Regions from separate parts of the Homo sapiens genome. Here region 1 is linked to region 2. The links are chromatin loops, found by intact Hi-C in ENCODE. Cell type or tissue: endothelial cell of umbilical vein. All regions are shown on one strand. Each heading gives the region's core, and the rest is flanking DNA. Links, peaks and the distances in the headings are about the cores only. Region 1 overlaps BASP1-AS1 (BASP1 antisense RNA 1). Region 2 overlaps ZNF622 (zinc finger protein 622).

Region 1 (16,536 bases), core at 4,378-12,377, 750 kb before region 2:
CGCCCGGCCCAGCATTTTCTATTAAGAAAATACATAAAATTGTCAGAGGCATTTAAACCCTTGCAACTCCATCTTGAATAGGGGCTGGGCAAAGTAAGGCTGAGACCTACTGGGCTGCGTTCCCAGGAGATTAAGCATTCCAAGTCACAGGATAAGATACAGCAAGGTCTTGGAGACCTTGCTGATAAAACAGGTTGTGGTATAGAAGCTGGCCAAAGCCCACCAAAACCAAGATGACAACGAAAGTGACCTCTGATTGTCCTCATTGCTCCCACCAGTGCCATGACCGTTTACAAATGCCATGGCAACATCAGGAAGTTACCCTATATGGTCAAAAAAGGGGAAAAACCCTCAGTTCTGGGACTTGCCCACATTTTTCCCAGAAAAGTCATGAATAATCCACCTCTTGTTTTAAAAATATGATCAAAAAATAACTATAAGTATCCTCAGCCAAGTAGCCCATGCCGCTGCTCTGCCTACGGAGTACTCATCTTTATTTCTTTACTTTCTTAATAAACTTGCTTTCAATGTACTATATGGACTCACCCTGAATTCTTTCTTGCATGAGATCCAAGAATCCTCCCTTGGGGTCTGGATTGGGACCCTTTCCTGTAACAAACCAATGGTAAAAAGGTGATAGCCTCCTAAGCAGCGAGGGCTTTTTCCATGCAGTGCCTACCTGTTCCTACAGACACCAGGGAGGGGATTATGGCATAGCAAGCTCAGTCTTGGGAAAACAGTCCTCGATTCCTTGGCTACCCTTCCCCCATTGTCACCCGTTAAACCAGTCAGAGAACAAGTTACCTTAAAATGGCACAAAGAATGTTGTAGAACAATTAATCACATGGCTCCACCTTTGAATAATGGAGACTGTAGAGGTCCTAGTGTTAAATAGTGTGTGCTGCGTCCACTCCTCAGCACCACCTGCTTCTACTCTCAGATCAGCCCTTACCATAATTAGAATATTTCTACTTTAACTTCAGTGCAAGGAATGGTGCCCGAAATAAATTGGTAAGTGCAAAAGCAAATTGCTAACCAGAATGCAAAGGATGCACATTTTTACTATAAGTAAATACATTAAGGGATGCTGCTTTGCCTACTTCTCTAAAGTGCAAATACGGACCAAATTCCAGTGTCTACCTAACTCTGCTTTTTGATAAACTCCCTAAGACTCCCAAACAGATACCATAACCCTCTTGCATTTCAAGCCTAGGAATCTCCTACTCAGATAAGTTCAACTCAGTGTCAGAATGATTTCTTTCCACAGGAAGAAAGTAAGTGATAAGAAATAAGAGAGCCGGGTTTGAACAAACAAGCAAGACCCAACTACTGTGTCAGTAGTTTTAAGGGAAACGGAAGGGCATGTATGAAAATGTGGTAGATGAACACATGATGTAGCAAGGTACTTGACGCGACAAGGAAATCATGGTCACCGTCTTGAAGCCTCAGTGTTCCTGGAAAAACTTGGACAGAAAAAGAAAAGCAATTTCATGGTAATTAAGGTATTAGTTTTATCAAAATCAAACACAAGGGAAGTTGTCAAAAACAACTTCTTAGATGCCTCTAGCAAGTTCCTGAACAGTATGTAGAGACTGTCCCATTGATGTTATAAACAAAAACATGGGAAAATACCCCAGACTGCTAAGAGTGGATCTCGCCGGGCACTGGTGTCATTTCAGAGGTGGGATAGAGGACAGCTTAGCTTTCATTCCATGTTATAACATTTTATGTTGAACAAATGTTTTTGCAATGACCATTTGTTACTTTGGTAATCAGAATATACAATTTTAGGAGTTGCTCAGGATTCCTGTTCAGGGCTAAGAAATCCCTGCCTTCTTATCAACTTTCCCTGGGCTGTTTTTTGGGCTTTGTGTTTGTTTGTTTGTTTTGTCTTGTTTTGTTTTGAGATGGAGTCTCACTCTAACTCAGGCTGGAGTGCAATGGCACTATCTTGGCTCACCGCAACCTCCGCCTCCCTGGTTAAACAATTCTCCTGCCTCAGCCTCCTGAGTAGCTGGGATTACAGGCACTCACCACCACACCCGGCTAATATTTGTGTTTTTAGTAGAGACTGGGTTTCGTTATATTGGCCAGGCTGGTCTCAAACTCCTGACCTCAGGTGATCCGCCTGCCTCGGCCTCTCAAACTGCTAGGATTACGGGCGTGAGCCACCAAGCCCGGCCCCCCTGGACTCTTTTTAACACCATACATCTGCTTTCTGCGTCTTTCTGCTTCTTCATCTTACAATGAGTGACGCCATGTGAGTCAAGAATGGGGCCAAAACCCTAGCACTTCTCCTTTGACTTCGTTGCATTATTTCCACTCATTCTGACCTCAGAGCAAATAGAAAGATATTCCACCCCTGGTGCAGGTCTCCAGTTCACTTCTAGTGCAAAGGAAACTCCTCTCTAGCTTTATTCATGTTGAGGTCATTGATCAAATGACTAGCGCTTACAGGAAAAGAACGTTTTAGCCTACAGTTAGCCCCTACCTTCTCCATTCATATATTAACCTTTTTGTATTGATGAGCCCATAACACTAATACAAAGTTCTGTTTTTCATATGACATTGTTTTTTGTGTTCTTCTCAGTATCTCTGAATGATCTTCTATGACACAGCATTGCTGCTGAATCAGGGCTATGCTGATTTTTATGACTTTTGCTCTTCAATAAAATTAAACAAATTCAGTGCAACCAAGAGCCTCAACACCAAGGCATCCTAAAACTTTTTTTTTTTTTTTGGTAGAAATGGGGTCTCACTTTATTGCACAGGATGGTCTCAAACTCCTGGCTTCAAGCAACCCCCCCGCCTCAGCCTCCCAAGGTGCTGAGATTGCAGGCTTGAGCCACCATGCCTGACCATTACAACTTTTTTTTATTTTTTTGAGACAAAGTCTCTCTCTCTGTCGCCAGGCTGGAGTGCAGTGGCGCGATCTCGGCTCACTGCAACCTCCATCTCCTGGGTTCACGCCATTCTCCTGCCTCAGCCTCCCAAGTAGCTGGGATTATAGGCATCTACCACCACACCTGGCTAATTTTTTTATTTTTAGTAGAGATGGGGTTTCACCATGTTGGTCAGGCTGGTCTCGAACTCCTGACCTCAGGTGATCCACCTGCCTCCGCCTCCCAAAGTGCTGGAATTACAGGCGTGAGCCACCATGCCCAGCCTAAATTTCTTAAAGTCAATTTTTTCATGTATATTTTTACTAGAGATAAATAAATTTTCTCGTCAGGCCACATATTATATTGATGCGGTTTGGCTTTGTGTCCCCATCGAAATGTCATCTTGAATTGTAATCCCCAGGTGTTGAGGGAGGGACATGGTGGGAGGTGACTGAATCATGGGGCGGTTTCCCCCATGCTGTTCTTGTGTTAGTGAGTGAGTTCTCATGCGATCTGATGGTTTTATAAGTGTTTGGTAGTTCCTCTCTTGCTCTCTCTCTCTCCACTGCTGCCATGGAAGACGTGCCTGCTTCCCCTTCCATCATGATAATACGTTTCCTGAGGCCTCCCCAGCCATGCAGTACTGTGAGTCAATTAAACCTCTTTTTATAAATTACCCAGTCTCAGGGAAGTTCTTTATAGCAGTGTGAAAATGAACTAATAAATATATCAACCTCCAAAGGGCAGAGACCATCATATAATTCTTCCAAAGTGTTTTTCTAAGAAGGTAAAAATAATGTTGTCCAGACAGGCAACTTTGTGCTGGAGTTGACAGTGAGATTCTCCCTCCATGGGCTGGAGGGTGGAGGGAAGGAGCTGGAAGCTTGTCCTTGGTCCGTGTCAGGATTTCCACTGGGGAAGGAAGGTCTCTTCAAAACATACACATCTCAGTTTCTGATTCTGCCTCCCTTCTTGCGTCTCAAGCAGAGCTTTTCAACCTGGGGACCCCAGTCTCCTGGGGGATTTTGGACAGATATTAGGGAGTTCTTGCCCCCCTCCACCCAGATTTCTTTCACTAAATGCCAGACATTTTGGGTTGAACTTTAAACAAATACTGAAGAACAAAAATTGATTTTTCAAGTATTGTGTTGGCAGAAAAACAATAAGAAATATTTGTATTTTAAGGGCCTCCTCCTCTTCCTCCTCCAGCTTCTGAGTTTAAGACCTTGGTTTATATTTGGCCACCATTTTTCTTTCTTTCTTTCTTTCTTTCTTTTTTTTTTTTTTTTTTTTTTTTTTGAGACAGAGTCTCTCTCTCTCTCTCTCTGTCACCCAGGCTGGAGTGCAGTGGTGCGATCTTGGCTCACTGCAACCTCCACCTCCTGCGTTCAAGCAATTCTTCTGCCTCAGCCTCCCAAGTAGCTGGGACTACAGGCATCACTATGCCTGGCTAATTTTTGTATTTTCAGTAGAGACAGGGTTTCGCCATGTTGGCCAGACTGGTCACAAACCCCTGACCTCAGGTGATCCACCCCCATCAGCCTCCTAAAGTGCTGGAATTACAGGCATGAACCACAGCATTATGGCCACCATTTCTGCCTGGAAGGGCACGGTGGGACTCTAACAATGGACACCCCACGTCTTGTTAGTAGCTATTTCAAATCTTCTGAAGGATGAGAAGACTTAAAATCTATTCTCTTAGCAATTTTCAAGTATGCAATATATTGTTACTAGTTGTAGTCACTATATGAGGCCATGTCTATGTTAAATAGTTTCATGTAGTCATTTCACATTTTCTGTATACATCTATCAAAACATCATGTCGTATACATCATAAATATATATAATTTTACTTTTCAATTTTAAAAATTCATTAATAATAAAATTAAAAATCCTATTAAAAAAACCTGTTCAAGGGCCTGCAAATTGCTGGGGGGAAGCGCAAGAGGCAGGAAGCACAGAGAAAGGAAGAGGCAACCTGGGCCAGGAGGAGGGCAGTTGTTCCCCAGCAACCCCCTGGATCCACACAGAGGCACCCTAAGTGGCTCCTGGGGAACACCGGGAGGAGATCCGAACCGGAAGACCAGGGACCTGACACCTGCACCTGACCTCAGGTGATCCACCCACCTTGGCCTCCCAAAGTGCTGGGATTACAGGTATGAGCCACCACGCCGGACCCTGACTTTTTTTTTTTTTTTTTTTTTTTTTTTTGAGACAGAGTCTCGCTCTGTAGCCCAGGCTGGAGTGCAGTGGCGTGATCTCAGCTCACTGCAACCTCCACCTCCCAGGTTGTAGCAATTCTCTTGCCTCAGCCTCCAGAGCTCCTTCTTGGATGGGGATGCTGAAGACCCCACCTGAGGGTGGGGAAGTGGAATTAGCCTAAAGGACATATGTAACTACTGGTATAAAAAATGCCACCCACTGCATAAACTTGTGTTTGTCACTATATTTTTTTTTCTTTTGGTGGGTTGGCGGGGGACAGAGCCTCACTCTGTTGCCCAGGCTGGAGTGCAGTGGTGCAATCTTGGCTCACTGCAGTCTCCGCCTCCTGGGTTTCAGCGACCCTCCTGCCTCAGCCTCTGGAGCAGCTGGGATTACAGGCGCCCACCACCACGCCCGGCTGATTTTTTTGTATTGTTAGTAGAGACGGGGTTTCGCTGTGTTGGCCAGGCTGGTCTCAAACTCTTGACCTCCGGTGATCCACTCACCTCAGCTTCCCAAAGTGCTGGGATTACAGGTGTGAGCCACCAGGCCCAGCCATGTCATTATATTTCTTAATGTTGTCATTAACTGATAATCTCAAAAGTACTGACTTTTTTTTTTTGGGCAGTCTCTCTCTCTGTTGCCCAGGTTGGAGTGCAGTTGCTCGATCTTGTCTCACTGCAACCTCCACCTCCTAGGTTCAATCGAGTCTCATGCCTCAGTCTCCCAAGTAACTGGAATCATTTTTAGTAGAGACACGGTTTCACCATGTTGGCCAGGCTGGTCTCAAACTCCTGACCTCAGGTGATCCACCCGCCTTGGCCTCCCAAAGTGCTGGGATTACAGGTGTGAGCTGCCACCACGCCCGACCCTAACTTTTTTTTTTTTTTTTTTCAGACGGAGTCTTGCTCTGTCGCCCAGGCTGGAGTGCAGTGATGGATCTCGGCTCACTGCAACTTCTGCCTCCCGGGTTCTAGCAATTCTCCTGCCTCAGCCTCCCGAGTAGCTGGGATTACAGGCGTCTGCCACCACGCCCAGCTAATTTTTTGTATTTTAGTAGAGACGGGGTTTCACTGTGTTGCCCAGGCTGGTCTCAAACTCCTCAGGTGATCCTCCTGCCTTGGGCTCCCAAAGTGCTGGGATTACAGGCATGAGCCACGGCACCTGGCCAACATATTTTTTTAAGAACAGTTGAAAACTAAGTTTAAGCACAGAGTCCATGCCTTCAGAAATACAGAGTCTGATAGAGATGCTGATAATCTAGAGCAGAAGTCAGCAAAATTTTTCATAAAGGGTCAAATAGTGAATATATTTTGCTTTGAAAGCCATGAGATTTCTGTTGACACTACCCACCACTGCCACTGTATCAGGATGCAGCCACAGACAATGTGTCAACAAATGGACATGGCTATGTTCCAATAAAACTTTATTTACATAACACCTAGCAGGTCACTCTTGACACAAGGGAAGCAGTTTGCCCATTCCTGATCTGTATCATTAATAATTTGCTTCTGCTAAAATCACTCCTAAACTATAATAATGTGAGTTTGAAGGTTCCTTTCAAATAACTCAAATTGCTTTAATATGTATTATCTTATCTACCTTAGGAAATTATCTGGGAGCAACAAATAAATGGAGAAAAAAGAGTTCTCTAATTTTTTAACATGTCATATACAGAATTTCATGTGAATATTTCCACATTCTCAAATCATTATTTTTTCTTTTCACTAAGGTTAACTCTGTACATTCTTTCATGTATTTAAATACATTTCATTGTTTTTTTCATCCACTCAAAACATTTATGACATAAGGTGATGACATTTGAATTTAATCCCAATTTCCATTAGGAGAGGCTTATACTCCCTTCTGAGGTTTATTTTATTTTAATCTCATGAATTTCACAATATCCTAGTAATTGAAATATAGCTTGAAATATCTGCCAATGTAATCTGGAATTATCTCCTTGTAGAGAAGCAAAATGGGGGGAAGAAAGCAAGTAATGTCAGTCAACTAAAAGGCATAGAGATAAAAGGAAATGAAATAGGAAGCAGAATAAATGCCAGGTTTAGTGCACGACATTTTTCTGAATGGGACATTTTTTAACATTCTACAATATAATACTTTTACCTCATGATATAGGATAGCAGATGAATCCTGGCTAAATGAATAGATGCAGATGTATTTTCAGTTATCTTAGATTAATTCCTGAAGACTGCAGTTTAATAATTCTGAGTCTGAATTTCATTTTTATTATATCACTACATGTTGAGAACCCTTCAAAAGTTTGTCTAGTTCAATTCTAAAATTCAACTGAGGCTGGGCACAGTGGCTCATGCCTGTAATCTCAGCACTTTGGGAGACCGAGGCGGGCAGATCACCTGAGGTCAGGAGATCGAGACCAGCCTGATCAACATGGTGATACCCTGTCTGTACTAAAAATACAAAAATTAGCCAGGCGTGGTAGTGCATACCTGTAGTCCCAGCTACTTGAGAGGCTGAGGCAGGAGAATCACTGGAATCCAGGGGCAGAAGTTGCAGTGAGCAGAGATCGCACCACTGCACTGAAGCCTGGGTGACAGAGCGAGATTCCATCTCAAAAAAAATTAAATTAAATTAAATTCAGTTGAAACAACAATGTTTTGAAAAGCTTTTTAAAACACTCTTTAAAATTTAGAACTGAAAGAAACCATGTCCAAAAATACACAGCCAAGTCCCCTCCCACATTCGGGGTAGGTATTGATAACCAATCAATATCAATCAATCAAAGCATTCTTTCTGTGGCTAAAAAGTATTTCGTAATACTATGCCCCAGATTCTACTGCCAGTTAATCTGATCTCACCCCAAAGCTGATATGTCATTGTCATCTGCACTGTAGTCCAATTTCTTCATGTTATAAATTGAAAATCTAAGACATATTGAGGTTAAAGGATCTTCTCAGTGCCAAAGATGCTGCTCCAGTCAGTTCAACGCCTTTCTGCTTCTGTTTTTGCAATACCAGATTGCCCCTACACCAGGAGGGGATGGGGTGGCCACTATGGCAACATGAATTTTAAACATATGCAAACTAAACATAATTTGAGTCACCTACTAAACACTGGAAACGATTCCTGAGTGCTGGGAATTCAGCAACAAACAGGGCAGACGCAAGGCTTGCAGGCATAAGAGGTAAAAAGAATAAGGTCACTCCAGATAGTGCTTCCTCTCAGGAGGGGCCGCTTTCTAATGAACGCTTGTGGAAGGTGTGTAGGAGGAGGAGAGCTGAGCCATGAGAGCCAGCCCTGCGATCATGAGGAGAGGATGGTAGTGGGTACAGGGTGCCGCTAGTTGAGAGCCACAAAGGCTTGCTGGAAGGAGGCAAGGGCAGCAGTCTGCTGTGTTCAGTGCTGAGAGATAGAGTGGGGTGAGGACCCAGGGGCGCTTTGGGGATGGGAGTGGTGTGTGGCGCTGGCTGGACAGGTTCCAGGGGAGTGGTGGTAACAGATGCCCTGGGCTAAGGTGAGTGGAGGGGAATGGAGACAGTGAACACAGACGAAACTTTCCAGAAGTTTTATTGATTGTGACAGGAAGCAGAGAAATGCAGCATTAGCTAGAGAGAATTTTGGATTAAGGAAAAGGTTTTGTAATGAAGGCTTTTGAGAGCGTGTGTATATGCTGATAGGTATACAAGGGCCAGGGAGCTGAATGTTGGAGGAAGAGGAGCCAGATACAGATGCAAAGTCCTTGAGTCCTTGAGTCCTTGAAAAGGCAAGGTGTGTTTGGGTGCAGGGAATAGAAACAGGAAAGGGATGGGCTTTATAGGAACAGGGGTATTTTGCCTACCTACAGAATGAAGAATGATAGGGAAGAGGGGCTCCCATGTAGGTAGGCTATTAGGTTAAGAGGCTGATGAAGGTGGGATACGTTTCCAAATACTAACTTAGATACACATGTTCTTATGCTATGAGACATAAACTCCAGAATAGTGTGGCTCCTAGTCCATTTCATTCACTGCTGTAAGCTCAGAGCCTAGAACAGAGCGTGGTGACTGTGACATTAGACACTCAATAAGTATGTGTGGAAGCAAAGGCACTGCAGAGCCCTGGTTTTGCCAGTCTGGTTTTCCAAATAACCACAAGGTGGCAGGCTTGTTCAAAAAAAAACAGTATCGCTTACTTGGCTAATTTCTACTGTGTAATAAGTAATAAGCCCAGTATGACTTTTAAGTGAATTTTTTTTTTTCTAGATGGAATCTCGCTCTGCCGCCAGGCTGGACTGAAGTGGCGCAATCTCGGCTCACTGAAACCTCTGCCTCCTGGGTTCAAGCGATTCTCCTGCCTCAGCCTCCCGAGTATCTGGGACTACAGGCACGTGCCACCACGCCCAGCTAATTTTTGTATTTTCAGTAGAGACGGGGTTTCACCAAGTTGGCCAGGATGGTCTTGATCTCTTGACCTTGTGATCCACCCGCCTTGGCCTCCTAAAGTCCTGGGATTACAGGTGTGAGCCACCGCGCCCGGCCAGGATTAGTTCTTTGTTCATCCCAAATGTTTACTTGCTGTCCACATGTGGCAAAAACAGCTTCTTTCCAGTGATGATCAGTCCCAGTGTCCGCCGCCTTCTTAATACCATATGCAAAAGGACTTCCCCTTCTCCATAGCCTGAGCCCTCCAATTCCCACTGCTTCACAGTCCTGTCATCACCAACAGTAAAAAAAAAAGAACTCCCAGCCGGGCGCGGTGGCTCACGCCTGTAATCCCAGCACTTTGGGAGGCGAAGGCAGGCAGATCACGAGCTCAGAAGATCGAGACCCTCCTGGCTAACACGGTTAAACCCCATCTGTGCTAAAAATACAAAAAATTAGCCGGGCGTGGTGGCGGGCGCCTGTAGTCCCAGCTACTCGGGATGGTGAGGCAGGAGAATGGCATGAACCCGGGAGGCAGAGCTTGCAGTGAGCCGAGATCGCGCCACTGCCCTCCAGCCTGGGCGACAGAGCGAGACTCCGTCTCAAAAAAAAAATTAAAAAATAAGAAAAGTCCCACAAAAGTGAGGACATATTCCTCGTACAAAGCCTTCATGTGCTTGTATTGTACGGACACATTTCCGTTGAGTCAGGTTCCAGATTCTAACCTCTCCATCACATGGCCCAGAAAGGACAGGAGCCAGGCTCCTTGGATGCTTTGCCAAGCAATTGACTCCGTCTCAGTGACCATTCAGGGAAAAAGGAATGGTTTTGCAAATACTCTTTCCAGTTTGACAGCATTTAAAGCTCTTAAGTATTCTCGTGGGACCGCAGAAGGATGTAGGGTAGGATCATAGTTTCTGGGAAGTCTGTAAATCCAACTTGCTTTCACAGACATAGTTATCCGGGTTCCAGCTCAGCATCTTCACCTTCCTCTTGGTTGTTCTTCCCGCCAAACTCCACGAGCTTTTCATTCCGGGTTCCTATTTTCTCGTAGAAATGATTTCCCCTGAAAATAACAATACTTACTGCCTCTCAGCTATTTCTTACATTTGGCAAATTTCAAAGTCACATGAGAAATGTAAAACACTAGAGAATCCCCCATATGAAACAGGATCTTCTCTGAGATCACCTAAGGTGTCTGGACTCTTGATTTTAGAATCTGAATTTCATTTGTATAAGTCAGATAAGATTCCATCGGCTGTTTTTGTTTTGCTCTTTTTTTGTTTTTTGTTTTGTTTTGTTTTGTTTTTGTTTTTTTAGACACGGTCTCACTCTGTTGCCAGGCTGGAGTGCAGTGGTGCGATCTCGGCTCACTGCAACCTCCGCCTCCCGGGGTTCAAGTGACTCTCCTGCCTCAGCCTCCTGAGTAGCTGAGACTACAGGCATGCGCCACCACGCCTGGCTAACTTTTGTAATTTTTGGTAGAGACAGAGTTTCACCATGTTGTCCAGGCAGGTCTCCTGACCTCAACCAATCCGCCAGCCTCAGCCTCCCAAAGTGCTGGGATTACAGGCGTGAGCCACCGCACCCAGCCTTAGATTGGCTCTTTTGAAAAGAAATCTCTTGGTGTTTTTCCTTATAGAGAATTTCTTAATATTTTTTTCCCCTAACTACACCCTGGGATATTGAAAATTCAGGTGAAAATTAATTTTTGTTCTTTTTTTAAAATTGGCATATAGGCCGGGGGGTGGTGGCTCACGCCTATATGCCGGGCTCCCAAAGTGGCTCAGCACTTTTGAAGGCTGAGGCGGATGGATCACCTGAGGTCAGGAGTTCAAGACCAGACTGGCCAATATGGTGAAACCCCATCTCTACTAAAAATACAAAAATCAGCTGGGTGTGGTGGTGGGCGCCTATAATCCTAGCTACTCGGGGGGCTGAGGCATGAGAATCGCTTGAACCCAGGAGGCGGAGGTTGCAGTGAGCTGAGACTGCACCACTGCACTGCAGCCTGGATGACAGAGCTAGACTCTGACTCAAAAAAAAAAGTGATATATAGGGTTTGATTCTGATGCTTCTGTGTGATTATGTCCCTGACACTGTATTTTTGTTCTGTTTTGCTTTGCTTGCATTTGAATTAGATAAAATCTATATAGTCTTTTAGGTGTTCAAATCAATTGCTTCCTTTATAGAGTTTGAGAATTGGACGCCATCCTTACCCTGCTTCATTTTCCTCACCAGTAGAGTGGGAGAATAGCAGTATCTATCTGTGGGGGGTTGTATTACCCAAAACATTTGTTGCCCCTCCCTGGTGGAGGACTGTGCTTTCCCCATCCACTGATGTCGCACGTGGCCATGGGATTTGAGATGCCCTTCCAAGTAGTAGGATAAAACCTCCCTGGCCCATTGAGGTCAGGAGGGACCCTGTGACTTGCTTTGGCCATTGAATTGCGGGGAGATGTGATGTGTTTCACGTCTGAACAGAAGTTCAAGAACTAGCTCCTGGCTTGCCATCACTCCTTTCCTTTTGCCAATCTCCACCCACGTACTGCACTTGCTTCCATGACACAGCCCCATGACGGACACAGCATGTGGGCAAGAAGTAAACATGAATGGCTATGAGCCTCTGAGATCTGGGGACTATTTTTTAACTGAGGCATTACTTAGTCCAAGTTAACTGATACAATATATGGTGACTGTGAGAATAAGTGAGCTCATATCTGTAAAATCCTTAGCCCCATGTGTGGTATATCTTAAGCAACGAATACATATTATTAATATCCTTGATCACTATTCATTCATTCAATTTATCTGCCATATTGAGGATAAAAGCCCATGTAAAACTATCTAATTTCCCTTACAAAGTGTTGGCATAATTCAGAGGTTTAAAATGAGATTTAGAGTCCAATAAAGAGGTTACGATATCCTCTCCATGGAAAGCAGTGAGAAGTGCAGAGGACAAAGTGCCAATTCATGGGACGCATGTGCTCCAGAATATGTCTCGGGCCACTAGCAGTAATTTCCCTGGCACTGCAACTCTGCCTTCGTGGCCTTTTATAGTTCAGAAGGTACACATTTCTTTGACTGCTCAAAACAACCAGTAAGAAGAAATCACTCAACCTAAGATACTCTTAAATTTTGATTCAATTATATTGAATGATTATCTTCTTCCACTTATGATAGTGAGTTCTTGGCACCTAGGAAAGGCAAATGCACACACCCCTATCTGTGCTAGGGAAGGGTAAAAGAGCCAGGCCTATTTGGTGCCAAATTAGAATTATTTTGATATCTCCTTGACGTAGCTGAATGTCAAAAATGCAGATGCATTCTAAGGTCCCAAAGAATGCAAATGTACTTTCAAATTGATGTCAACTTAGTGCTTTTCATACAGTTTTGAATATTTGCATGTTAACAAAAACGTCCTGAGTGATGTCGATTCTGAACTGCAGTTCCCACCGATTCTTTCCACCCAGATCAAGCACCACAGACTCCACCCATTCAGATAATTCACAGCAATATTCCTTCATTTGGGCCCTTGAGTGAAGAAGAAAGCAGTTTACACTGTAATTCTTTCACTGGAGGGTCTGAAAGCCTGTCACCTACAGAAATCCTCCAAGGCCCAGGACTTAGAGGCAGGGGTTCCCTCCAAATCATTCAAGAGGCAAGCACCTCCAAGCTCCCTGATTCCCACCCTTGTCTGGAAACACGTCTGGAGAAACTGACTCCAAGTGGCGCCAGTCCATTTGTTTGTTACTGATAAGCACAGAGGAGGGAGATTGAGGCGCAGACCTGAAAATGGGGAAATTAACCTTAGTCAGCCAACTGATGTGAGCGTGCCTATTCCATTTTCCACAATCTGATCCCAGAAGTCTGTAACCAGGAAAATACCCACCAATAGGATACTGGAGGCTTCTCTGGAGACCAGGTTCCCTAATGAAGAGGCCAGCTGGCTCTCTAGCCAAAATGAGTTTTGCACCTACTGGGAAACCCACTTTTTCACAAGCTCTGCCTAAACTTGCAAATTGCTTTTATGTATTTTAGTCTTAATTATAAAAGGACAGCCAAGGATTGCCAGGTATTTAAGAAAACTTGCAGTTGGGTGCGGGGACTCACGCCTGTAATCCTAGTACTTTGGGAGGCCAAGGCAGGTGGACCACTTGAGGTCAGGAGTTCGAAACCAACCTGACCAATATGGCAAAACCCCGTCTCTACTAAACACACACACACACACACACACACACACAAAATTAGCGGGGCATGGTGGCAGGCGCCTATAAGGCTGAGGCAGGAAAATGGCTTGAACCCAAGAGGTGGAGGTTGCAGTGAGCCAAGATTGCACCATTGCACTCCAGCCTGGGCAACAAGAGTGAAACTCCATCTCAAAAAAAAAAAAAAAAAGAAAGGAAAACTTGCAACCTGAGCTAAAGAAGTCTGGCGGGAAGGACTCCAAAGGAAATAAATGATACAGGAACTGGAGATATATATACATAATATCAATACCCTCAGAGCTATTAAAGAAGAAAGTATCCTCATAAAATAAGGACAAGAAAACATGAAACAAGTTCAGAAAGCAAGAGAAATTCCTTGTAAATTAACAATGTGATAACCAAGATATAAATTTCAGTAGAGGATTAGAATACAATATGGAAGAAATGCTAGAAAGGAAAATGGAAATATCAAGAAATAGAAAACAGGAGTGAAAAGAAGAGGCAGAGATTCAAAACAAGAGGACCAACATTTCTGAAATTCCAGAAAAAGAACAGAAGAGAAGAAATTATCAAAGAGATTGTGGCAAACTTTTCCCAGAACTGAGGATCACAAGTCTCTGAATTAAAAAGGCACACTCTGTGCCAAGCCCAATGAATGGATAAAAAGATCATAAGAAAGCACACCATCTTGAAATCTCAGGACCCTGGAGATAAAGAAAAGATACAGAAGACTTCCAGAGAGGAAACAAACAAATGGAATCAGGAATCAGAATCGCCATACTAGATGTAAAAAGATAAAGACTTTCAAAATTCTAAAGGAAAATTGCTCTCAATCTAGATTTTTTTTTTTTTTTTTTTTTTTTTGGATACAGGGTCTTGCTCTGCCACCCAGCCTGGAGAGCAGTGGCATGATCATGGCTCACTGCAGCCTCGACTCTCCCAGGCTTAGATGATCCTCCCCCCTCAGCCTCCTGAGTAGCTGGGACCATAGCATACCACCATGCCTGAATAATATTTTGTACTTTTTGTAGAGATGGGGTTTTGCTATGTTGCCCATGCTGGTCTCAAACTCTTACACTCAAACAATCTGCACACTTCAGTCTCCCAAAGTGCTAGGATTACAGGGATAAGCCATTGCACCTGGCCAGTCTAGTATTTTATACCCAACCAATCTATCCATCCAAAGAAAGGATAGAATAGACATATTCAGACTTTTAAAGACTGTCAGAATGAGGGTCAAAGCCAAGGAGAAGAGAGACATAGAATCAAAAAGGAGGGTGTCCAACACAAGGGAGCATCAGAAGGAAGTCCCAGAATAACAACAGCACAGCCAATCCAGACAAGAGCTGGTCCAGGTCAGATCAATTAAACCAAAAGATTATGATGCATTTGAGAATTTGGAAACTAATACTGATAAGACACTTGGAAATAAGAAGTAATTACACTTTCAGAGACAACATAACACATAAGAAAAGGTGGCAACTTCAGGAAAAACAAAAGTTTGTAAAAAGGAATCAGTTCATATACCTTACTTGGCTCAGTGGTAAACCATATTTATATAGTCATAACAATGTAAATCCTGACTAGTAATTTAACGACAAATTACAACATATTGGGAAAATGCAAGGCTGAAAAAGCAGGGAAGGGGAGATGAGAGGGAGAGCTATCAGAACACCCTATGCTTATATCGCATAACAGAAATTCAGTAAACAATGTCTACATGTGACAAATCAAAAATTAGAAAAAGAGCAGTAAAATATAGAGGAACTTGCCAGGAAAACCAACTAAGTATTGGAAGGCCATACCCCTAAGGAAAGCAAAAAGAAAGATGGGAAGGAATGAGTAGGGAATGGTGTTTTCCATTATAAGCTCTTTTGTACTGATAACGTTTTAAATTACATATACATATTACCTTGATTTTTTAAGTTAATTTTTTAAAAAAGAAATAGAAAACATAGTTCATCATCAAGGAATTACCAGTCTAGCTGGGGAGATACGACACCAGCATGTAAAAAGAGAATAAGAATAATACAAGTTTAAGTTTTAAGGACAAAAAAAGAACACAATTCACCAGGCAGTTTGACTAATTGCCAAAAAAAATAATTCCAGAGTCAGAGAGAGAAGAGCTCGTTGCTGCCTTGAGGTTACAGGGGAAGACTTTGTGGAGTGGGAAGATCTGCCCTGGGTTTCCTTGGGAAGGCGGAACTTTACTTACACAAGGCAAAGTCAGGCCAAAGAATTCTTAGACGCAAACACAACACATGCTGAGAGGGAGGACAGTGAGCAATCCGTTTGGACTGAATTGCTAATTGCTTTTGTCCAATTTGGGTCCTACAGGAGCTGTTCAACCATCCAACCAGGAAGGGTCGATGGAGTCCAGGCTCCAAAAGGTCTTAGAAGTCAGGTTAAAAAGTTTTTGAGTATTCCCCAAAGAGATGCAGGTCCACACTGAAGGTGCACAAAATGACAGACAGCAAGAGCACGTTGGGCCTTCTGTTTTGTCAACATTAATTATAGCAATTGACATTATATCTTCATTCAGCCTGTATGTAAGATGGTCAGTGAGTGTATGAATCTATCCCAAGGTGGTGTGCGTGACGGGAGCGAGGATAAGTTTATACACACACTGACCATCTCACAAACAGGCTTTCCCACCCCTTACTTCCCATGTATTGTCCTGTTTCGCAGTACACGTGGCTCATGTGTTAGCTTAATTAACCCTCAAAAAATGGACAAGTGGCTTAAAAAGACTCCTGGAAATAAATTACAGATTGAACTTAATATTAGTACTAATAGAGCAAGAACAGACAAGCAACAGGAAATCTGCAGAGCCGACTCACCTATGTCTCAGCCTGAGCTAAA
Region 2 (8,000 bases), core at 1-8,000:
TTAATTTGCATCTCCCTGATGATGATTACTGCAATCAAGAGGCTTTTTGCATATTCATTGGCCATTTGGATATCTTTTTGTGAGGTATCTGATCAAGCATTTTGTCTATTTTCTTATTAGGTTGTCTGGTTTACTGTTAATAATTTAATGTACACTTTTCCAATTATTTTTTCATGTGTATCTATGAATAGCCTTTGTCAACATTTTTAGGAATATAGAGATTCTTGTGGAACTGCACTGTCCAATATAGTAATTACTGGGTATACCCATATAGCTATTTAAATAAATTGGAAGTTTAATTAAAAATTTAAACATTCAGTTCTTCAGTCAGACTACCTGCATTTCAAAGTTCTGTGCTGGAAAGCTCATGTGATTGCAGTTACTGTATCAGACACAAAGACATATTGATAGAACGTTTTCTGTCATCACAGAGTTCTGTTGGACAGCACTGTTCTATAATTTGTTTTTATAGTGGTTAAATTGAGTATAGCTGCATGTCCAGCTGTACATTCTCCTTCTTCTCTGTTAGACAGCCTTTCTAGGGAAAAACAAATAGAATTCTGTTATATGTCATTTGCTCATTTCTACTACAGACAAAATGCTAACGAGTTGTTTTCTCCCAAAACCTTTTAGCTGGTAGTTCCTACAGCTGCTTCCTCCCCTCTCCCTTTTAGGTAGCTTAGGAAGTTTGCCACATTTGCAAATGAGTTTATGTCTTTTAGTTCAATTTGAGATATTAGTCTATTTATTAGTGCAATTTCTCTGTTATAGGAGTAGCTATCCAGATCACAAGGAAGGGGAGGACCCCAATAAGGCTGAGGAGTTGCCCTCAGAAAAGAACTTGGAATATGATGATGAAACCATGGAATTGATTCTGCCTTCTGGTAAGTGCATTTGTCAAAAATAAATAGCTTAATGCCAGTGGGATTGAGGGAGAAGCATATCTCCATCAATTACTTTCCATACTGAGGGAAATAGACCATAAGCTTAAAGTATATGTTTGGGTTCTCATGTACGGTGTAAACCCTGAAGGTTGCTGCTCAGCTCTAAGTTGCCTGTTTTGTTTAAATTTGATCAGTGTTTCTGTTCATTTCTGGGTTATGATTCAGAATGTTTGATCAGGCATTTCTTTTTTTTTTTTTTTTAGATGTAGACCTTTTCTATTCTGTTCTTTATTTATTTATCTTTTTTGGTCCTGTCTAGGTTTCTCCTGTTAATTGTAACCTTACTGTTATTCTTTGAACTGATTCCTGTTTCCTTTTGTTGCTCAGACTTCCAAATGGTAGTTTGGTGTGGGTGTATCTGACTCATGGTGGAAATTTAGCCACCATGAGGTATGAAAAGATGAAGAATAACCATGAATGTGAGAAGCATACATGGTTGTTTATTGTGTAGGAAGAAAGAATCGTGATTAACTGATAAGAATAGGAGAAGCTACAGAAGACATGTTTGAGAAATGAAAGGGGATGGAAAGGTAGAGATGATAATAAGATCTTAATGTCTGGTATTTACTGAGCAGTTAGCACATTCAGGCAGATGTATTTGTCTTTATAGGCCAACGTGAGTTAGATTCCAGCATCTTCATTTTACATATGAAGCTTAGAGAGGCTGAGTAACTTACCAGGATCACATGCCTAATCAGCAAAGCCTTTTTCCAATATCTGTATACTGCCTTGGGAGATTTGCAGTAACGGTGCAGGCAGGAACAACACACCCTGCTGGTGGAGAGGTCCGCAATGAAGCAGCCTTGTCTTATGGCTTTCCACATAGAATGTCACTGCTTAGGTACAGATGACTATCTTTAGCTCAGAATGATAACCCTGTAAGGCCAAGAGCAGCTTTAGAGTGTGGCAATAGGAGGAAAGGTCAGGCAGAACCTATTTTGAAGATGACAGTTCTTTCTACAGTGATAAGAAGGTTATAATGCAATATATTATTATGGCCTATCTAATACACAGTGGTAAAACCTAAATCCCAGAGAACCTTTTCTAGTCTTTCTCTGGTGACAGTACCCATATAGAACATCAGAAATATGTTTAATAACTTATTTTCCAGAACTGTATGTTTGACTTGTTGTCTCCTTAGCTTCTGCTTCTTAAACGGTAGAATCAGATAACCATAGACCTTAAGTAAATTGAATAAGACAATCCTAGTACAGCAGTGTCTGCCGTGTAGTAGGATCACTATAGTGTTTGCTTCATTTTGCATCTACTTTAGCACAATATATTACAAACCTTAGCATAACGTGAGCATATCTATTCAAGAAATCTAGGATGTTTCAGAGAAGTTTTCATCTAGACTTTAAATTTTTGAAACTTATAAAAAATAAAGAATCCTCAGCTTTGTCCTGGGTGACTGAGTTTTTTAAGGTATCTAAAAAGATACCCATTTTGACCGCCAAAGCCAAGCCCATTTTTGGCTTTGGCTAGCCTTAGAAAGATCTTAGAGAGATCTTCCTCTCCCACATCCAGATGGCTTAGTAACTCCTAAATGTCTTTTGAGTATTTTTGAGTATTTTTTTTTTTGTATTCATTTATCTGTGTCACCATTATACCCTCCTGTCTGGTCATCTCTAATCTGGTTTCCACATGACCACCAAAACATTCTTTCTAAAACACCAGTAGATTTTCTTTACCCTCTGTAGTTCCTCCACTGGGAGCCATTGCCTTTAGGGTAACTTTGAGTTTCTCTCGCTTCTGGTCCCTCAGGTGTGTAGTGCTATTCCTCTACCCCACCCACATACAGTTCTCTTCCTCTGGGTGTTTACATGTGTGGTGCCTCTTTTATTCCTACTTTTCTTGTAAGATTCAACTTATTTAGATTCAACCCTCTGGGAAGGCTTCCTGAACTCATCTTCTGTCCATTTACTGGGTAACAAGAGTCTCTCCCCTGCTGCTGGGACACTAAATCTAGTTACTCAGATTGGACTTCAGTAAAATCAAGCAGGCTATCTCAAAGCTAATGACAAAAAGTATCCACTAGAGGGCACTGTGAGCATTTATTTTGAAGATTGTGGTCTGGCAAGGTTTTTTTGGGTTTCCTTCGTTGCTCTTCAGCTCTTTTGGAGTAAGTTGGTATGAAAGGCCCATTCAATTGGATGTCAGAAATTGTAAGGCCGTTTGTTAAGAAGGAGTGGACATTAGCCTGGTGTGATGGTGTGTGCCTATAGTCTCAGCTAAGGCAGGAGGATCACTTGAGCCCAGGAAGTCAAGAGTCACAAGGCTGCAGTGAGTCATGATCACGCCACTGCACTCCAGCCTGGGTGATAGAACAATATGCTGTCTCCTAAAAACAAAAAAAGAAAAAAAGGAGTGGATGGTCTATAAGTGGCTACTGCTGTGTCAAAAGCTAGATGGACAGGTCGCATGCTTCACCATGACTTAGACATAACCAATCCCTTATTTATTGGGCAGTCACCCTGTGTTCTAGAAAATACTTTTCCTTGATGAGGGCCTTCAAGTGTAGCTGTCCTTAGCCCATCATACGTGGTGCTAATATCAGGTGGTCACTGTCATTGGCACAGGGTAGGGGGAGCTCTGAATGCTATTTTCAGTTCCTTCTTACCAGCTGTTGGAAACCTTGGCATTGAGTAATGAAGCCATTTCAAAGACGCTTTAAAAGGCCAACGTGCTGTAGGATGTGTTTCCACATGTTGCTTAAGAATATAAGTATATTGAATTCTTATGTACTAATGACCAACATTATCACCTTGCAAACCTGGAGCGTCCAGACCTAACGTTACAAATAGAACATCACAGTGAACAATGCTGGAATTTCCTGTAGACCCTCCATTTAAGCTTGTGTTTTATCCATCAACTACATCTCACCTATTTCCTGTGGTCTAAGAGCTTTGTTAACTCTTATGCTGTCAAAACAGTCAGGTTTAGGGAAAATGTTTTTATCCACACTAGTATCCAAAGACCATGTCTTTGAATCGAAAGCTTCTTTTTGTCATCTCTTGAGTATGATGATAAAACAAGCAACTGAAAGTAACTACTTTTCCATATCTGTGTATCAAGCAAATTATTTTCCAGTTATTTTGGCAGGTATAGGGACTTAAAATAACCAAAATAATTTTCTTATGCAAATTGAAAGTCTGGATCCTAAAAGCAAATACAGACTTCCACAATATTTATAGTATCTGGTTCATGGTCTTTTTACACAAAAGATTCTGAAAGAAATGGCTTTACCTAGGTAAATATAAATCTTTCCTGGAAACCGTACACAGGGTTCTACCTAGCCAACTATCCTTTATTCATTTTCAGTGGAAATGGCTTTTTCGTGCCTTATGTATATGCTGTTGTTAAATATCTGCATGGTTATGTCTGTCTGGGAAGATATTTGATTACTTTTGTCCTAATTAATATTCTTGTGAAAGGATAGTGTGTATTTAGTAAGCTTTTAGGTAATGCTGATGACACTGGCTTTGCAATGCTGATGACCACCTTTGGAGAGCCACTGCTCTGAGGGAGCCTGGAATTAGTCATCTCTAAACCCAGCCCCCTTCAGGTCATCTCCCTTGAACTTATGACACATGGGTTGGGACATTTTCCCTAGAAAGGGCCAGAGGTGATCGTTTAGGCTTTGTGTGCAATTCTGTCTCTGCAGCAGCTTCCCACCTCTGCTGTTGTAGCAAGCACCAAAGCATCGAGAGATAATACCTACACAGTTGAGCGTGGCTGTGTGGCAGTAAAACAAACCAAAACAGGCGGTTGGCCAGATTTGGTTCTCTGGCTGTAGTTTGCCACCCCTAGATTAATATATCAGATGTGCCTCACCCTTAAATAAGAACCTTGAATTGTTCCTCCAGTAGATATCTTTACTTACCTCAGGTTTTTATTATTCCAGCTACAGAATTTCCAATTGGTGGCCAATACCTTTGTCCCATAGTTTTTTTTTTTTTTTTTTTTTTGGAGACGGAGTCTTGCTGTGTTGCCCAGGCTGGAGTGCAGTGGTATGATCTTGGCTCACCGCAAGCTCCGCCTCCCGGGTTCACACCATTCTCCTGCCTCAGCCTCCCGAGTAGCTGGGACTACAGGTGCCCACCACCACGCCCGGCTAATTTTTTTGTGCTTTTAGTAGAGATGGGGTTTCACCGTGTTAGCCAGGATGGTCTCGATCTCCTGACCTCGTGATCCGTCCACCTAGGACTCCCAAAGTGCTGGGATTACAGGCGTGAGCCACCGCACCCGGCCCTGTCCCATAGTTTTTTTATTTGAAATATTCAGAGTCTATTTTCTTTTTTCTCACTCTGTTACAAGTTAGTGGGCCTATGAGATAATGAGATATACAATCGTGTTGTAATAACATCAGCATACTTTGAAAATTAAATTTAGAAATTCATTTCTGAAAGCATGATTGACTCACATAGTTTTACCAGATCCTACTAAATAAGCAAAAGCTATAGACAGAATTCAACTTAATCACCTTTTAAAATTCATATTCACCAGGTGATTTCCATCATTTAGGAAGCAATAGGTCAGGGTTACTCAGCCTTGGCACTATTGACATTTTGGACTGAATAATTCTTTGTTATGGGGGGCTGTCCTGTGCATGTAAAGATGTTTAATAGCATCTCTGGCCTCTACCCACTAGGTGCCAGTAGTACCCCTCTAGCTGTAACAACCAAAAATGTGTTCAGTCAGTGCCCAATGTCCCTTGCTGGATAAAATCCCCATTGGAGAATCACTGCAATAGAGAGTTTAAGCAAAGGAAAGGTGGATTGATTTCTATTTTAGATCCTGACTGTGGCTTGTAGTCCCAAACATCAGAACTGCTCTCTGTGCTTAATCTTCTTCATATATATATATATATATATATATATATATATATATATATATAATTTTTATTTATTTATATATATAAAACGCTAAAAATCTCTTATCTCCTAGGCCCCTATTATCTGTATTAGTAGGGGTTTCTATGTGAATTTTTGGGGAGGCATATTGTATGCAAGTAAGTACACAATGCTAAGTTTTTCACTTAACAGTGACTTGTCATTTTCTTTTTAAAAAATCTATTGTTTGGTTTTCTTTTTGTTGCATGCTTGCTTTCTTTCACTTTTTATTTTTATTTTACATGCTGCTTCATCTGTCTTTAGTAGATAGAACAACTGTTTCTTCTGGTACATCGATTTTCCATCTAGATATACTAAAAGATCTGATTTGGAAAGCCCTTGCTTTATAGCTCTGCCTTGAAAAAACTATCCAACTCAGTGTTTCAGTATTGCTCTTTTGAAAAACAGGTGCCAGAGTGGGTCATCGCTCCTTGATGAGATACTACAAACAGCGATTTGGCTTGTCAAGAGCTGTGGCAGTTGCCAAAAATCGGAAGGCCGTGGGCCGAGTACTTCAGCAGTACAGAGCCCTGGGATGGACTGGCAGCACAGGTACATTGATCTTTACAACTACAGACCAGTCTGAGAACTTGTATTTCTAGAAGGGGTCTGGGGAAAGTTGTTTCCATTTATGTTGTCCATGTGGATTCTCTCTAGGGGAAACGTAACGTCTTGGCTCCAGGGACTTCCATTACCACTTGATATGTTTAAGGCAATAAGCCCAAAGTGCTATGACTTAGAAATTTCATATTCCTGGCACAGTGATTTTATATACCATTAACTTTTTCAGAAGATAATAGTTACAAAAAGAATTATTTAGTAATCACCAAAGGTTGAAATTATCCTGGAGGTTATGCAGAGGAATTAGATAGTATCCTAGTGGTTAATAGCTTGAGCTGTGGAGTCAGACGTGACTTATGTGATGTACTTAGAGGTTCTTATATGATGAACATGAGTAATTTAATTAATATAAGCTTCTGTTTCCTCATTTATAAAACAGAGATGATAGTAATAAGACCTACCTCTTAGAGTTGAGTGGGTTGAATGTCATGCATGTGTGATATAGTGCATGCCCATAGTCGAGGTTAGCTATCAGTCCCCTTTTTTGTAATTTTCCCATAGAAAATTTAGCAAAAGTTAGAAGAGTAAAGCATGCCACTGCAATTGTTGAGTTTTGAAACCTCATCAGTATGGTACTCTTTACATCTATTCTGATGTGTCTGCTGGATGAAGCTGGTTATATCCTTAGATCTTCAGGGAAAGCATCTATCCAACTGAGGACTGTGGAGAAAATAAGAGGCGGGCTGCCTTCTGATGGCCTGGGAAGCTCTAGGCAACTAAAATCCATTTGAAAAGGCACTGTGTTTATATGTGGTTTCCTTCACTGTGGCTGCTTGTGAGCTGTGTGGCCACTTGAATCTGGCAGAGACTTGACTTCATCTTACTCTTATCAGGAAGTATTGTCTGACTCGATATATAGCTTCTGCCTTTCTGATTAATGGGGCTTTACCTTTTGGGCTTATAAACTCTTCCAGATGATGAAAACTAAAGCTACTAATCCCAGATAAGTGTATATATACAAAAGTTCTGGTATGCAATTCTGGAGTCCACAGAGACCCCTGAGGCGCATGGCTTAGAGACCCCAAGTTAGCAACTCTGTTTTAAATACAAGAACCTAGTTACCCCAAACTAACCTTTTGAATTCTCTGCCAAGGTTGGATTTTCTCTGATCACAAATAACAGAACTTTGCCTAATTTCTTAACTGCCTTCCAATCATAGGAGCGGCTCTTATGCGAGAGCGAGACATGCAGTATGTCCAAAGGATGAAATCAAAATGGATGCTGAAGACAGGAATGAAGAACAATGCCACCAAGCAGATGCACTTTCGGGTCCAAGTGAGATTCTGAGAGTCTGCTGGGATTGAGCAATCATCTCCTGCCCAAGTTTCCTCCTTGCCCTGAGGACCAGTGAAAGACAGATCATAGGAGAGACCCTTTTGCTGCTACTTCATTCGTTCTGACCTAATAATAAAAGTTAGAACCATATGAGTTTTCAGATGTCGTTTTTGAATAGTGTTGAAAGGTTATGTTTTCACAAGGTAAGTCCTGTGTCTACTGGACCCTGGGACTTGCACTGCTGCCTGACAGTTGCTTCATCGCCTCA

Evidence for each region. A loop is a pair of places that touch in the nucleus more often than their neighbours do. Peaks named below come from ENCODE experiments on the same cell type or tissue, not always from the same donor. Only the 100,000 strongest peaks of a DNase experiment are listed, where the experiment ranks them.
Region 1: a loop joins it to region 2, with 18 times the contacts of the local background. A loop is called at or near these places in 9 of 110 quality-filtered maps.

The regions. Positions count from the first base shown.
Region 1 is chr5:17,196,193-17,212,728 of GRCh38, reverse strand. All of the region lies in intron 1 of BASP1-AS1 (BASP1 antisense RNA 1), which reads left to right. It also overlaps the pseudogene DCAF13P2. Among named protein-coding and RNA genes, the nearest start is that of BASP1-AS1, 13 kb to the left of the region's middle. RefSeq lists a silencer at 9,173-9,252. In endothelial cell of umbilical vein, for the core only: a CTCF peak has its summit at 9,192 (motif pointing right); a DNase peak (open chromatin) is centred at 9,208; H3K27me3 peaks cover 549 bases.
Region 2 is chr5:16,451,401-16,459,400 of GRCh38, reverse strand. ZNF622 (zinc finger protein 622) reads left to right here. Exons shown (of 6, transcript NM_033414.3): 4 at 772-884; 5 at 6,245-6,388; 6 at 7,617-7,882. The coding sequence ends at 7,744. Among named protein-coding and RNA genes, the nearest start is that of ZNF622, 10 kb to the left of the region's middle. In endothelial cell of umbilical vein, for the core only: a CTCF peak has its summit at 3,003 (motif pointing right); a DNase peak (open chromatin) is centred at 2,980; H3K27ac peaks cover 1,355 bases.